Regions from separate parts of the Mus musculus genome. Here region 2 is linked to region 1. The links are chromatin loops, found by intact Hi-C in ENCODE. Cell type or tissue: heart. All regions are shown on one strand.

Region 1 (8,000 bases):
TGTTTTTTTAAGGATTTATATCAGTACACTGTAGCTGTTTTCAGACACACCAAAAGAGGGCATCAGATCCCTTTAGAGGTGGTTGTGAGCCACTATGTGGCTGCTGGAAAATGAACTCAGGACCTCTGGAAGAACAGTCAGTGCTCTTTAACTGCTGAGCCATCTCTCCAAGATCTTGTATTAGTTCTTGCAGGAAAGATATTTTCCCCATGCATCTTATCAAACCCTGGCAAAAACCTCCATTCTTCCAGAGTTCCTAAGGGGATTGATTGTCCCAAAGATCTTGTATGTTAGAATAAATAAAGAATAGGGTTGCCCTCACCAGTTGGACCTTATGAGGTTTCAGCTTTTTTAAACAAACAAACAAAAACTAGAGTAAATTTAAAGCATAAGAATATAGCTAATCGAGGCTGGAGAGATGGCTCAGTGGTTAAGAGCACTGACTGCTCTTCCAGAGGTCCTGAGTTCAATTCCCAGCACCCACATGGTGGCTCACAACCATCTGCAATGTGATCTGACGCCCTCTTCTGGAGTGTCTGAAGACAGCTATGGTGTACTCATATACATAAAACAAATAAATCTTAAAAAAAAAAAAAAAGAATATAGCTAATCCCCATGTCCTGTCACCAGCTTCAACATCAGTCAATTCATGGCCAACGCTAGTATGTGTTAACGCAAAGGACTCAATGTGATTGCATCGGGATCCAGCCATGATGTCAGATCCCCTGCATCTGGGATTATAGGCAACTCATAGTTACCTGATGTAGGTGCTAAGAACTAGACTTGGTTCTCTGTAAGAAAAGTGCATGCTCGTAACCACTGAGCTATTTCTCCAGCCCCTAATTGTGCTTTTTTTTGGGGGGTGGTGAGGGGGGACTGGCTTGGTTTGGTGTTTTATTTTCCTTTTGAGGAGGCACAGCGTTATTGTATAAAAGCTGAGCCAGAGAGTTTAAAATAGGGATACACGATCTAGCACACACACAAGAGTCTCCAGTTCATATGTAAGCCCTCTCCAAAGTTACCCATATACATCTAGTCCCTCTTCAACTTCAAATGTGCTTGGCCTCTTCATACCAGTCAATTCCCTTTAGGGTCTGCCACTGTCACAAAACAACCCTTTGCAGAACACATGACACCACATAGCCCTAGACTGCACTCCCTTAGTCTGACTTCCCAGGTCGGTCTCCTCGGTGGAGGCTTCTGCTGGTGGTGTCTTGAGCATCTCAGGCATTGACTCAGGTGGGGGGGGGGGCACTTTCTTCTAGGAGATTTCCTTGATAGAGTCAGTTCTCTCTCCGTGGCTGTTGCCAGCTGTACCACGGGTACCAAGGTTCACCTGACAGCAGTGTGGGGGTGGGGTGGGGTGGTGGCTGATGGAGTCACACTGACAGTTCGATGTATAGTAGGAAAGTCAGCATCTCGGGTCTCAACCTGGAGAAGGTAGCAACTGAGAAGACCACACTCCCTGGCTTTCTGGATGGCCTGGGTCAGCGTCTTGTGCCGCTTCATACAGACCCCCTGTGTATGAGGCATGGAAGATGATACCAGTGTGGGCACAAACTCTTCAAGAGCTTCACATCCTAAAGTCAACGTGAAACTTGTGATGCCGGCAGATGGGGCAAGGATTCCCAGCAGCACTGGCGGCAAGCGTTTGTGGTTGCAGCAGTAGTCAGCCCAAGCAGGGCGAGAGCCATAGCTGTTCTGGTATTGTGAATCCAGGTATTTCCAAGGTTCATTTTCATAAGGGGAACCGGAAAGTGAGGACAGAGCATCTTCTTCAGGATGGCCTCAGAGCAAGAGTCTGGAGGGGAACCTGAACTACAAAAGAACTTTGTAAAAGTGTAGGAAACAGCCTTAGCAGCGTGTGCCATCTTGATGCCTGCCGTATGGCCTGCCAGAAGAACCGTGTTTGGTTAATTTTATCTTCATTTAATGCCTGAGGGATTTACCTGCATCACATGTATGCAGAGAACTCCCCAATGCCACAGGGGCATCGGGTTCCCCTGGAAGTGGAGTTGCAGAGAGTTGTGAGCAGTCATTTGAATGCTGAGAACCACACACCAATCCCTTGAAAGAGCAGCAAGTGTTCTTAACTGCTGAACCATCTGTCTCCAGCCTCTAGGTTTCAATGGTGTGTGTGTGTGTGTGTGTGTGTGTGTGTGTGTGTACAGATAGAGGTCAGATGTTCGTGTTGAGTGTATTCTTCAACTGCCTCTAGTTTCAAGACAGTATCTCACTGGCCCTGGAAAAATGATTTTGCTCAGCGGACCAGCTCCTAAGTCCTGGTGATCTTACCTTGCCTACCAGCACTGGGGTTTAGGGTGTGGGAGTAAAGATGTGCCTCACGTCTCAGGACTGGAGACAGAATAACTAACATAAAGCAGCCTGGGAAACAGGCAGAAAGGCCTGGCTGGCCCTATGATTTGGCACAACCAATGTTTTTAGAGTCTCTGATCTATATTTAAAAAAAAAAAAAATCCTGCCCTTTTTTCCCCTGATATTCCAGAGAGTTTCAGTCTTTCCCGTTGTTTTTCTACCATTGTCTCCACCCCAAACCCTGTATCCTCCTGGGGCTGGAGAACCCTCTCTGATTTCCTGATACATTGGCTCAGTTGCATAGCTACTAATGTCTCAACTCTAAAGTAAACTGGAAGCGCCTAAGTACATTTTATACAGAAAATAGACCACAGTGACTTACAGATACATCTGACTTTACTTGGGTACAAGGGATCAAACTCAGGTCTTAATGCTGAGAACAGAACAAGCACTTCTCAGAGTCCTTTCTCCAGCCCCTGGCCTGAATTTACTGTAAACTGGTTATTAGATCTAGAGGTTCAATTGCTGTTTTGTTTATGCGGAAGTTAGTACAGTCCAGAATGGCCTCGAACTCCCAAATTGCCTGCCCTAGTCTCCTAAATGTATTATACACATATGGGTGTACTCAGTAGCTTACTGAGACCAGAGAATTGAGTACTCAGTAGCTTACTGAGACCAGAGAATTGAAACAAGGTTTCAAATGGCCCCAGAATGGCCTGGAACTCATTTTGTAGCAGTGGGGTGACCTTGATTTTTTTTTTTTTTTCTCCTTAGGTTTTTCTCTTTAACCCTAGTTGTCCTGGAATTCTGTAGATCAGGGTGGCCTTGAACTCAGAGATCTGCCTTTTTCTGCCTCCTGAGTGCCGGGATTAAAGGCTGGTTCCATCTAAGTCCAGCAACCTTGAATTCTTGATCATTCTATCCCTGCCTCCTGAATGTTGGAGTTATTGGCATGCACCGCACCCAGTTTTATGAGGTACCGGGGATCAAACACAAAGCCTCAGGGTAGACAAGCATTTTACCAACTAATCTATAACCTCAGGCATGCTGATAGCTTTTTTAAACTTTAACACCAAGACTGGCAGCTCCCCATTGCAATAATGCTTAAGCTGGATGAATGGGCAGTCGAGTGTTGTCACATGCCTTTAATTCCAGCACTTTGGCGACAGGCAGGAGGTTCAGTTCTTAAGTTAGCTTAGGCTCTCTAGAGAGATTGTCTCGGAAATATAAACGGGTGTAATTTGAGCGCATTGGAATAAAGTTGTCTAATTTTGCAAATTGAGTGTGTGTGTGAGGTGTATCTTTTACAGACACTTGAGATCTGCTTTGTCTGTAGACCCAGGATAAACAATGAACTTATAAAAGGGCTTGTTCAGGTTTTCTGGCAGTGGGTGATGTGCCTTGGGGTGGCAGAACTTCATTCTCAATGACCCAGTTGAACACCTATGAAGTGTGAAGGAACTGAGGACAGAGCAAAGAGGCAAGCAGAAGTGTGCTCCTCACCCAGCTGATTCAACTAGCAGGACTAATTGAAACTGATCCACTCTGGACCGAGAGTTGGCGTGAGTCAGCAAAACGCCAAAGGTGGGCGAGCAGCAGCATGCGCCTGCGGGGAAGGTATCCAAGCTGTAAAGCGACCCCCTCCCACGTTAGCCCGTGTCTAGGCATTTCTCCCCTCGCAACACCTCCCGTGCTCCCCACTACGATAAGCCTCGGGCGATCCTGCCACGCCCCTCGATACAACCTCCACTTTCCAGAAGGCAGCGAAAACCCGCACAGGTGGTAGACGTAGACGGGAAACTGGAACCGCGCAGGCGCGGAAGCTGCCACGCCTGCTGGACTCCGCGGCGCTTGCGTCCCGTTCTACTAGACCCGCCCCCTGGACTCACGCAGACTCTGCTTTCTTACGTCAACCCTGCGCATGCTCCTTGGGATGAGGGGTGCGATTTCGGGGTGGGGAGGAAGGGCAGGGAGGCGGTCCTAGGCCCAAGTCTCACCACGACTGCGCAGATTGGATCCCGAGTGAACATGGCGACTTGCGCTGATATCCTGCGAAGCGAGTTCCCTGAAATTGACGGGCAGGTCTTCGACTACGTGACCGGTGAGCGAAACTGAATTAACTGCCTGGGGAGGCCGAAGTGGAGGTTGTGGGGAAAGACTGAGGGCGGACAGTGCAGCAGACCGCTATCTGGTCTCTCTGCGTGACCTCTTATCTTGAGGGCCAGTGGGGTCTGGTGCCCCGAGTGAGCTGTACAGACACTGAAACTGCTCCTATATCCGCCCTACCCGTTGTCTGTCTTGTTCTGCGGTACCCGGCTCAGGTGTCTTGCACAGTGGCAGCGCGGATTTCGAGTCTGTGGATGACCTGGTGGAAGCTGTCGGGGAACTATTGCAAGAAGTGTCCGGGGACAGCAAGGATGACGCTGGCATTAGGGCTGTCTGTCAGCGCATGTACAACACTCTACGCCTGTAGGTGCCAAGGGAATGAAGTTGATGGGCAAAGAGAGGAGAATGGAGAACAAACGAGGGGGAAGGTCTGAAGGCTGTAAATCTTTTCTCCCAAGTGAGTGCTTTCTCTCTACCTACATAGGGCTGAACCGCAGAACCAGGGAAACAGCCAGGTGCTACTGGACGCCCCCATCCAGTTGTCGAAGATAATGGAAAACTATGGTGAGAGTGAGGGGAGATTGAACTAGCTGCCTTCTGCCTCCACCCCCAGCCACCACCTCGCTGCAGCTCAGGTCTCTCCATCTCAACAACAAGGCTTGTAGGAGCTAGCGGTATTTTTGTGACCATAAAAGCTTGTGATGGAGAACGGGGCCTGGAGGGCTCTCCAAGCTATTGTCTGTAGTAGGAGGCATACAGACCTTGAAGCTGGTTTTGCCAGTTTCGTACCTTAACCAACAGCGTGGTCTTAAAAGAGTACATTGGGCTCTTCTTAAGTGTGAGATCGTTTTGCCCTTTACTTCAAGGCTAATAACTGTCCATTTCAGTGTTATAATGCTATCTTTAAAACTATCCTTGGTTCTTGTTAGTCATTCAAAGTCTTCATTTCCCTTCTCTCATGGAGAAGGTGACTGCTTTTCTTATCACTTACAGACTGTGACACCAAACTTCCAGGACTGCTAAAGAGGGAACAGTCCTCGGTGAGAAGTGGGAAGGGGCTGTGGTGGGTGTGAGAGTTGACCGTCTACTGAATAGTGGGTGTATCTTTGGGCGAGATTTCTGGTGTGTCTTTCCCTGCGTGTTTGCTTATGTAGCGTCATGGGTAAGTTTAAGGGTTTGTTTGCAGTAATCTCTGGAGTTCCTTTTTGAACCTGTACCCTAGTATGAACTGGTTGTGTTTGGAATTCACTCAGACAGTAAATGCGAAGAAACTAGAGAAGGCTGAAGCTCGACTGAAGGCAAAGCAGGAGAAGCGTTCAGAGAAGGAAACACTGAAGACCAGCAACCCTCTGTGAGTTTGGGAAGAAGGGCTCTAAGCAGGAAGCAGGGCAGATTCTGGTATTGAAGGACTTTCGGGAGCCCTAAAAGCTGTCTGTTTCTCTTTTAAAAAGAGTCTTGGAGGAGGCGTCAGCTAGCCAGGCAGGCAGCAGAAAAGAGAGTCGATTGGAATCATCTGGCAAGAACAAGTCCTATGATGTGCGAATTGAGAACTTTGATGTCTCTTTTGGTGACAGGTGAGGGAATGGCCAGTGGCAGGATCTTTCTAATTAAAGGAGAAGGAGCTGTGTTTCTAGATGATTCTTCATCTCTCTTTCTTACCACCCCTTCAGGGTACTGCTGGCTGGAGCAGATGTAAACTTGGCATGGGGCCGACGCTACGGCCTGGTGGGACGCAATGGTCTGGGGAAGACGACATTGCTAAAGATGCTGGCTACCCGGAGCTTGCGTGTCCCAGCCCATATTTCCCTACTGCATGTAGAGCAGGAAGTTGCTGGAGATGACACTCCTGCCTTGCAGAGTGTGCTGGAAAGTGACACCGTACGAGAGGACCTGCTACGGCAGGAACGGGAGCTCAGCCTCAGGATTGCCGCTGGCAGGTGAAGGCTTTAGGCTTGAGGGTATAAGCAGCAGCTCTCTGTCCTGGCTGGCTTGTGTGAACTTGACACAAGCTAGAGTTATTTGAGAAGAGAAACTTTAATTGAGACAGTGCCTCCATAGATTGGTCTGTGGCAAGCCTGTATTGCATTTTCTTTTTTTTTTTTTTTTTTTTTTTTTTTTTTTTTTTTTTTTGGTTTTTTTGAGACAGGGTTTCTCTGTATAGCCCTGGCTGTCCTGGAACTCACTCTGTAGACCAGGCTGGCCTTGAACTCAGAAGTCCGCCTGCCTCTGCCTCCCGAGTGCTGGGGTTAAAGGCGTGCGCCATCACACCCGGCTTGTATTGCATTTTCTTATTTGGTGGTCGATGTAGGAGGACCCAGCTCATTGTGGGCATAGTGCCATCCAGGCTGCTGGTCCCGGGTTCAGTAAGCGAGCAGGCTGAGCGAGTCAGTAAGTGGTGTTCCTCTGTGGCTCTGCTTCAGCTCCTGCCTTGACTTTCCCCAGGGATGGAGTGTGACCTGAGAGTTATAGGATGCAACGAATCCTCTCCTGCCCAAGCTGCTTTTGGTCAGGGTGTCTCACCACCACAACAGAAACCCTGACTAAGACACTGTCCCTTAGATAGTGTCTCCGTAATTCACGTGGCCTCCCTCGTGAGCCGCAGAACTTGGAATTTGGCCTATAGAACTATAAAACTCTAACTGTCCCTGCTTTCCAACCTAGAGAATGCAGGACGCCCGCTTGCGCTGCCTTTACATAAGCTGGTTGGGTCTTTTCCTTCCCAGGGCAGAAGGTTCAGAAGCTGCACAGCTGGCAGAAATCTATGGGAAGCTGGAGGAGATTGAGGCAGATAAGGCACCTGCCAGGTAGGTAAAGCCCCACTTGGTCTCCTGCGTAGTTAGCTGCCCCCTCATTTGATCTGTTCCAACTGGATTCTTCCAATTCTCCTTCCCAGAGCATCAGTCATTCTTGCGGGCCTTGGTTTTACTCCTAAAATGCAGCAGCAGCCTACCAGGTGAGTGAACCCTGCTGTTCTTGCCTTTCCACACTGCTGGCGCTGCACCTGCCTGCTTGCCATGATGAACACAAAGCGCTAATGTGAGTCTGTTGTCATCAGGGAGTTCTCAGGTGGCTGGAGGATGAGATTGGCCTTAGCCCGAGCTCTCTTTGCCAGGTGAGTCCCCAAGCCTGAGCACCTGTAGCTAGAATGTGATGGGATGCCATAGTGAGTCTCTGGCCATAGAAGCTCACACCCTGTATTCTTTTTTCATAGGCCAGACCTTCTGCTGTTAGACGGTAAGTTTGAAGGAGCTACACTGACTTCAGAGCTAGACAGGGGTGATAATAATCCTTGTTCCTGGTTCTCCACCCTTTATCGCCACATATGTGTTTTCTCTGCTTCCTCTCCAGAACCCACAAACATGCTGGATGTAAGGGCCATCCTGTGGTTGGAGAATTACCTGCAGGTGAGTTTTGGGAAGGCCCTGCAGTGGGTCTGGAGGAAGTCTGCCTCCGAGACACTGGGGGCTAGTTCCTCTTCCAAACAGCCTGCCATCCTGTTATTCCTCAGACGTGGCCCTCCACTATCCTAGTTGTCTCTCATGACCGAAACTTCCTGAATGCCATTGCCACAGACATCA
Region 2 (8,000 bases), 64 kb after region 1:
GATGGCCTGAGAGGAGGCTGGGAAGAAGGGAATAATACCTGTCCCTCTGTCCAGACTAAATGGACATGTACAGATTGACATACTTAAGGGCCAACCCCAACATGGATGCCATCTGGGATAAACATAGGAAGAAAGCATGAGGAAAGGAACTTTCTACAGACCCTTGACTTGTTCAGGGCGGCCAGAGTGACCTACAGTAACTAACCACTCTCTTTTTTCCCCCTAAGTCAGGGTTTCTCTGTGTAGCCCTGGCTGTCCTGGAACTCACTCTGTAGACAAGGCTGGCCTTGAACTCAGAAATCCGCTTGCCTCTGCCTCCCAAGTGCTGGGATTAAAGGCATGCGCCACCACTGCCTGGCTATCTAACCACTCTTGATGTCCTCTCCTGCAGAACATTGGGAAGATATGGAAATGTGACTGGGGGGTGGGGGGGCAGAAGGAAAAGGCTCTGACCTGAAACAGCAGCAGCCCCAGCTCCAGCACTGTGCCAGGAAAAGGTTGATGCTCAGGAAGAGCAAGGCCATAGCTACTGGGTCATTGAAGAGCCGCAGTACAAAGATGGAATGGACACGGTAAGAGGCACAACACATGAAGAAAAAGACGAAGGGAGGTACCTAAAGGGTGGGCACCAACGTCAGCTCCCCAAACCTGAGCCACCCCCACCACCCACTTCAGGCCAGGGCCAGTTGGTCCTGTGGCATCAACTCACCTTGGAGGTCTGGTGGTATATCAAGAAAACAAGCACCAAGGTGACAAGGTAGAGTACAGCAAAGATGTTCTGGGCCATAGGGATATCAGTGCCCCGGTCAGTAGCATAGAATAGCCCCGTAAAGATGTACAAAAACCCAGCTGGGTAGCTGGAAGATGAAAGGAAATATGAGCCTAGGGCAGGACTATCAGCCTGGTACCCACCCAGCCCTTCACAATGCCTTCAGACTTCCTATCCTCACTCACACAAGAGGTCCGGTGTCACCCTGCAGCTGTGTGTAGTCATATGTGCCATTGATGAAACCCTCCACCTGGGCCATGTAGGCCTTCCAGTCAATCTCTGTGTCTGGAAGAAGATAACATGGTCTCGTTCCTTCTGAGTCCAGAACTTGCCTACTTCTAAACCCCATGCCTTCAGACCACCAAAGCCCAGAGATTCTACCTCATTCCCAGGTTTCTCCCATTATCGTCCCTGATGTAACCACACCTACGGCATTCTCTGGGTGAACCCATATATTTCGTCTGTGTGTTATGTGTGCATGCATATGAAGGTCAGGAGTTGACACTGGTGTCTTCCTCTGTCATTTATATAACAGAGTCTAGCTAGTCAGTTTGCTTCAAGGATCCCTTGTCCTGCCTCTCCAGTGCCGTGATCATAGATGGGTCACCATGCCTGCCTGGCATTTATGCCTAATGCTAGGAATGTGAACTATGGGTCTCACATTTGCATGGTAAATACCACGTGCTAAGCTATCTCCTTAGGCCCATGAATGTGGGTGTCTTAAACTCAAATGTGTAAAACTGATTTTATGATCTTTCTTCCTACTCCAAATTTACTCTTTCCTGTATTCTTCAAGTAGTACTTCTCTCCTTTTCAGTTTGTGTGTGTGTGTGTGTGTGTGTGTGTGTGTGTGTTTACAAGACAGGGTTTCTCTGTATAGCTCTGGCTATCTGGCTGTCCTGGAACTCTGTAGACTAGGCTGGCCTTAAACTCACAGAGATCCACTTGCTTCTGTCTCCCAAGTGCTGGGATAAAGGCGTGTGCCACCACCACCCAGCTTCTTAGTTCTTGAAACAGTCTTGTTCTCTTTCTCTGTCTTGTGTGTGTTCATATGCACATGTGTGGATTCACACATAAGTGAGTGTACATGCATGTGAGTATGAGTGTGGAGGTTAGAGGTTAATGGTGATTCTCTTTCTGGAATGTTCCTCACTCTCATTTTAAGAACAGGGTCTTTATAAGCCAGTTGTGATGGTGTCCACCTTTAATCTCAACAACACTCAGGAGCCAGAAGAAGGCAGATTTCTGTGAGCTTGAGGCCACTGTGGTCTACATAGCAAAGCCAATCAGGGCTACTTAGTGAGACTCTGTTTTGTTTTGTTTTTTTAAAAAAAGACTGATCCTGGAAGACACCAGTACCTAATGGACTTAAAAGGTCACAAAATGCACTCTTTAAAAGGACTTTCAAGACCTAAGAATTAAAAGCATGAAAAATCAGATCTGCGGTGGGAAGTGACTGTCTAAGGCTACAGACAAGCATCAGGAACAGCAGCAGCAACAGCACATTAATTCTGGCCAGAACTTCGTGGCTGCTTATGCTTTCTTAGCAGGCTGAATGTTAAACGCAGGAGGTAATCTCTGGGTAACCTCCCTCCCATATGGGAGAGAGATTATGATCGCTGTTCTGGAAAATGGGCTTGGGTCAGGTAAAGGATATGGGTTTGATCGGTGAATGAAAGCTCTGTAATCTAGTTTGGGTATCCCTCCCTCCCTCCGGTTCTCTCCCCTTCAGTGAACTCACATGCCACCCTGTGAATGACCCAGAAGGTGATGCCCACCTCTGCTATGCAGAGGCAGGAGGCCACCAGCAATGTGTAGCGCGGTTCCCGCAGCAGTAGGTAGCGTTCTTGCCAGGCACGCTGTAGCCATTGTTTCCAGATTCCTGCCGGCTGGCCGACAGAAGCCGGCTGGCCGCGTTTCCGCAGCCCAGCAGCCATCTTGACAGTGCACCACTCTTTTGCTTCCACCACCCGGGAAAACCAACTCTCACACACTAGGTTCCGGTCTCACGCTCTGGGCGTCTTCTCAAACTAAATGCTGAGCCGAGTAACCAGAAGTCTTATTTACTAAAAATCAGTCTGTTAATTAGACTCAGGGAGCTGGAGTTTCTAGGCCAAAATGATTCATTGGCTACATATTTAGTGCTTATTATACACAGTGGTGAGAGATATTTCTAATGTGAATATGTGCACCGGAATAAGGATAAGATAGCTAGTCCTTAGAACGCATCTCCTTTGAAAGACTACACGATGTTGTAATATAAATATACATATACTTCTCGGTGTATGTCCCTTTCAGAGCACATAAACACGAGTATATCAGTGTTTGCCCAGAAAACAAAACAACAGTTCTGTTCTCTTCTCCAAGCCCAGCTTTCCACTCTGCCTATGCCCAGAGTAGTTGTGTTCACGTAGAGGGGAAAGCTCCTTTCAGTATTCCTCCCGCCTTCCCAAGTACCCGAAGGTGCTCCAAAAATCTTGGGAAGAAGGGAATCTTTAATTAATCACGCCTCTTATTGGAAAGGGTTATTGAAAACCGAACACGAGAGGATGCAGTAATGAGCCTGGTCACGTCTAGTGACCAGATCCGGTTTGCCACGAGGAGATGTGGTCGAGTTTAGACGGGCAGTTCGTTAATATGACACCAAGTAATTCAGCTTCCCAGCCGGACGATTTTCAAAAAAGAGCTTAGAAGGTGACGGAAGTTCCACGTGTTTGTGTGGAGCAGCTGCAGGGGAGGGCGGAGACACAGGCTCCGCCTTCCATTTCTTACCTCGGTGATTGGGCTCCTTAGTCCCGCCCTGGCTGCGGCGCTGCCCTGAGCATGGCCTCTCCCCGGACTCCGGTGTCCCCTCCGGAGTTACCGGAGAAGAACTTCCAGTACCGCCAAGTCCAGTACTGGGACCAGCGCTACAAAGACGCGGCCGACTCTGGACCCTACGAGTGGTTCGGAGACTTCGCTTCCTTCCGTGCCCTCCTAGAGCCGGAGCTGTGTCCTGAGGACCGTATCCTCGTGCTAGGTGGGTAGTGTCCCAGCCACCAGTCGCTGGCCAGATCACATCCGCTTTCTTCTCTTCTGCTTTCTCCTGTACCAGGACGCCCCAGTTCGGAGCCAACACCCAGTACCTTCAGAATCTGTCTGTATTTAACAAGGGCAGACAGAATAAGAGATCGTCAGGACTTTGGAAAAAGACAGTCCTTTGGTGTCCCAGCGAGGGGCATTACCCTGCCCCAGACACTGGAGGCACCTAGGACACTGGAAAGCATATCTCTGTGGACCTACTTCAAGTCCCAGCATTTAACTGGCTGTGTAACCTAGGACAAGTCATGAATCCATTGTGTGTTTCAGTTTCCGTTTCTAGAAATGGGACTGCAAATTTTTCTGGAGTAAATCGTGTGCACCTCGAGCATAACACCTAGTTTTCTTTTCGCACCAGCGGGCACCCGGAGTTGTTGTCAGGTAAAGGGAGTCACCACTTCTCTGAACTCCAGGAGAAAAGTTTGGTCCTAAACACTCATAGGGTAGAATAATGCTGAGTCTGATGGAGAATTGCAGCTGAGGTAGGTGTCAACAAGAGCGATGCTAGGATGTCAGCTGCTGGATACTCAGGAAAAGTTTGAATGAGTTGAGTTGCCTTCCAAATATAGTTTGTAAACGTTTTGTTCAAGAAGCCTGTATACATTTTGGGTTTTTTGTTTTTGTTTTTGTTTTTAGACAGGGTCTCACTATGAAATCCTGGCTGGCTTGGAACTCACCTTATAGAATAGGCTGGCTTTAAACTCACAGAGATCCAACTACCTCTGCTTCTAAAGCCTGTATACATTTAAGTGGAATACTTGATAGGGATAAAAAGGGTATCTCTTATACATATAGTATATATATTTTGGGGGGGGGGGAGTAGAAAATGACCAGGACTAGAAAGGATAACCTAGTGGCTAAGAATTTGGACTCTGAGAGCAAGTAGTTAATGGTAGAAATTTGGTTTAGCTGGAATTGTAATCTTGTACAAAATCTTTAAATTTCTGTGCCTCTATTTTCAAGCCTTAAGAAAATAAAAACCTAGCTGGGTGTGGTGACTCACACCTTTAATCCCAGCCTTGGGAGCAAGAGGCCAGCCTGGGCTATGCAGCAAGTTCCAGGACAGCTAGGAGGCTACATAGAAAGACCCTGTTTCAACAAAACAACATAAGTAAATAACTAAGAAAATGAGAACCTACAGATGAGATCTTCTGGTGATTAGACGAGTATGTGAAGCATCTAGACCAATACCTGGCTAAAAGCTTCGTGTGTCCTTGGAGTTTGCTTATGGTTTCCCCGTAACCTCTCCCCACTAGAAGTAAACAGTTTCTTGAATTCTGTGGTTGTATACTATTGCGTTTATTTATAGAGTTACCACAGAACTACGTTTATCAAGCTTTAGTGCCTTTCAAAATTAACTGGCAAGTTAGGCTCCACTCTGAGATTCTAATTCCAGGGAAGTCTAATATAGAAGCTAGGGACCTTTTTTCTTTTGTTGAAATGGGGTCTTGTTATGTAGCAGTCTAGCCTGACATTTACTGATTAGGATATTTTCCACCCCTACCTCCTAAAGGCTGGGATTGCAGGTGGGCACCAGCAGGCCTGCACTCAGGGCTCTGTTTTCAGCAGTCTCCACAGCTGATTGTCATACTGCTGGTGGGCAAGACATCTGTCTTCGTTAAAATCTTAGCATCGCCGGGCGGTGGTGGCGCACTCCTTTAATCCCAGCACTCGGGAGGCAGAGGCAAGCAGATTTCTGAGTTCGAGGCCAGCCTGGTCTACAGCGTGAGAACTGATGTTCTCTAATAAAACTTTTTTTCTCTGCCTCCCAAGTGCTGGGATTAAAGACGTGCGTCACCACTGCCCGGCATAAAACTTATGTTTAAGACAGAGTCTCCTGTAGTCCTGGCTGGCCTAAAACTCACAGGTAGACTAGTCTGGCATCAGACTCACAAAGCTCTGTCTGCCTTTGCCTTCTGGGTGCTGAGATTACAGACGTGAGCCACTATACCTACCCAAAGCTTTATTTATCAAAAGGAAATAAAGATTCTACTGTAAATCAATCTACTGTCTTGGGTTGAGTTCCCCAGAAAGGATCCCAAGAAGGAGATTCCTGTCCAAGTCATTCATCCAGTAGTGGCTTCCAGGAAAAACTGACAGGTAAGAACGGAGAATGGAGAGAGGCAGCCAGGTGTGGTGGCGCACGCCTTTAGTCCCAGCACTTGGGAGGCAGAGGCAGGTGGATTTCTGAGTTCAAGGCCAGCCTGGTCTACAGAGTGAGTTCCAGGACAGCCAGGGCTACACAGAGAAACCCTGTTTCGAACAAACAAAACAAAACAAAAACAGAATAGGGAAAGTAAAAAAAGATAAAACTGTGATCTCAGGCAAAATCTCGAGAATAATTTTGGCCTGAAGGGGCACAGATGACATGACGACCTTGAGAAGCAAATACCAAAACCTGGGGACAGACTAACGCTTACAAAAGGGCTACAGGGGTCTGGTCAGAACATTGGCAGTGTCTGCAGTCATGGGCATGTGAACTGCAGATGCTCTCTGATAGCAGGATTTCTAGTTCTGCTGTCTTGCCATGCAGCGCACAAGGAGAAGCAGTAATAGCTTCATAGTGAAATACAGCCCACTGGTCATGCTAACGTAGCCCAAGCTGCAGTGTCCCACCAGGCTTGAGTGGGCCTCTTGGAAACTGAGAGGCAGCTGAGCATCGTGGTTAGAAGCTCTGGCTTGGTGTGAAACAGATGTCAGCCCAAATTCTGGCTCCATCTCTGTTGTGTCCTTGGAAAGCTCCTTAACTATTTTCCTCAATTTCTCCACCTAAAAACTGAGAACAATAAAATACTATTTCTGCATGAATCAATATTGAAAATAAACTAAGAATTCTTATGAATTACTTAGCATAATACTGAGTGTTCAGTGACTACTACCTGTAACAGTTTGGGGGGAGGGCTAAGGATGTCACTCAGTTCATTAAGTTCTTGTCTAGCTTGTAGGAAGCTGAGGGTTCAATTCCTAGTATCATGTAAATTGCAAATAGTCCATATTTCACATAAATCTGAATCCCAGTGATCCAGAAGTAGAAGTGTCAAGTTTCAAACCTGGAACCAATGGCTGAGGTGCCTACTTAACATATCAAAGTTGGGCTGGAGAGATGGCTCAGCAGTTAAGAGCACTGACTGCTCTTCTGAAGGTCCTGAGTTCAAATCCCAGCAACCACATGGTGGCTCACAACCATCTGTAATGTCTTCTGATGCCCTCTTCTGGTGCATCTGAAGACAGCTAAAGTGTACTTAAATATAATAATAAATAAATCTTTAGGCCAGAGCAAGCAGAGGTCCTGAATTCTAATTCCCAGCAACTACATGATGGCTCACAACTACAGTGTACTCATATACATTCATTAAATAAATAAATAAATAAATATTTTATGCATTCATTCATTCATCTGGTACTAAAACCCAGGAGAAGAAAGATCAGAATTTCAATGCCATTCTCAACTACATAGGCAGCCTATCTAAAAAGAAAACACTTTAATTTTTTTCTCTTTAATGTCTTTCTCTTTTTTTCTTTTTGAGTGTGATTTCACTATGTAGCCCAGGCTGGCCTGGAACTTAGAGACCTACCTGCCTCTGCCTCCTCAGTGCTGGGATTAAAGGTGCCTGCAACCCAGCCCAGCCTGTTTATGATTTTTGAGGCATGGTTACGATACATGGGCTGGCCTGGAACTTACTATGTAGATGAGGCTGGCTTTGAATTCCTAATCTCATCATTCTATGATATTGATAAATAAGAATTGGAAGCAGTCTGGATACCAAGAAAGTGAGATCCCTTTATGGAACCTGCCAAGAGCTGCTATCTAGCCCCATTCTTAGCCCAAGATGGGCTACTGGAAGACCTGCAAAAGAGCACTTTCTTTCAAAGCAATGTAAATTGGGCTGTCCTCCCTCTCCTTGACCCTGCCCTCTTAGAGACTGCATTCTTTTGTTGTTATTTTTGAAACAGGGTCATACTTTAGCCCAGGCTGACCTCCAACTCAGAGTCCACCTGCCTCTGCCTCCTAAATGCTGGGATTAAAGTTATGAGACTATGCCTAGCTTAGAGATTGCATTGTAGATAATTTACTCCAAATTTCCCTGCACCCCATCCCCAACTCCCAAGGCACGGATTATTTCTCAGCTCTTCTGAGTCAGTGTCTTTGAAA

What was found. A loop is a pair of places that touch in the nucleus more often than their neighbours do. Peaks named below come from ENCODE experiments on the same cell type or tissue, not always from the same donor. Only the 100,000 strongest peaks of a DNase experiment are listed, where the experiment ranks them.
Region 2: a loop joins it to region 1, with 3 times the contacts of the local background. A loop is called at or near these places in 17 of 42 quality-filtered maps.

What each region holds. Positions count from the first base shown.
Region 1 is chr16:20,544,329-20,552,328 of GRCm38, forward strand. Ap2m1 (adaptor-related protein complex 2, mu 1 subunit) reads left to right here. Exons shown (of 12, transcript NM_009679.3): 12 at 1-581. It overlaps Abcf3 (ATP-binding cassette, sub-family F (GCN20), member 3), which reads left to right and starts at 4,275. Exons shown (of 21, transcript NM_013852.2): 1 at 4,275-4,417; 2 at 4,638-4,785; 3 at 4,907-4,986; 4 at 5,416-5,462; 5 at 5,676-5,773; 6 at 5,874-5,996; 7 at 6,093-6,359; 8 at 7,146-7,226; 9 at 7,316-7,375; 10 at 7,478-7,534; 11 at 7,634-7,656; 12 at 7,771-7,826; 13 at 7,931-8,000. The coding sequence starts at 4,345. It also overlaps the pseudogene Gm15760. In heart, no CTCF peak of the experiment used is centred here; a DNase peak (open chromatin) is centred at 4,223; H3K4me3 peaks cover 2,493 bases; H3K27ac peaks cover 1,985 bases.
Region 2 is chr16:20,608,033-20,616,032 of GRCm38, forward strand. Alg3 (asparagine-linked glycosylation 3 (alpha-1,3-mannosyltransferase)) reads right to left here and starts at 2,729. Exons shown (of 9, transcript NM_145939.3): 1 at 2,511-2,729; 2 at 955-1,054; 3 at 710-857; 4 at 454-614. The coding sequence starts at 2,706. Eef1akmt4-ece2 (Eef1akmt4-Ece2 readthrough) reads left to right here and starts at 3,569. Exons shown (of 20, transcript NM_177941.1): 1 at 3,569-3,788. The coding sequence starts at 3,593. Eef1akmt4 (EEF1A lysine methyltransferase 4) reads left to right here and starts at 3,569. Exons shown (of 3, transcript NM_025462.2): 1 at 3,569-3,788. The coding sequence starts at 3,593. In heart, a CTCF peak has its summit at 4,029; DNase peaks (open chromatin) are centred at 2,629 and 3,569; H3K4me3 peaks cover 3,098 bases; H3K27ac peaks cover 2,139 bases.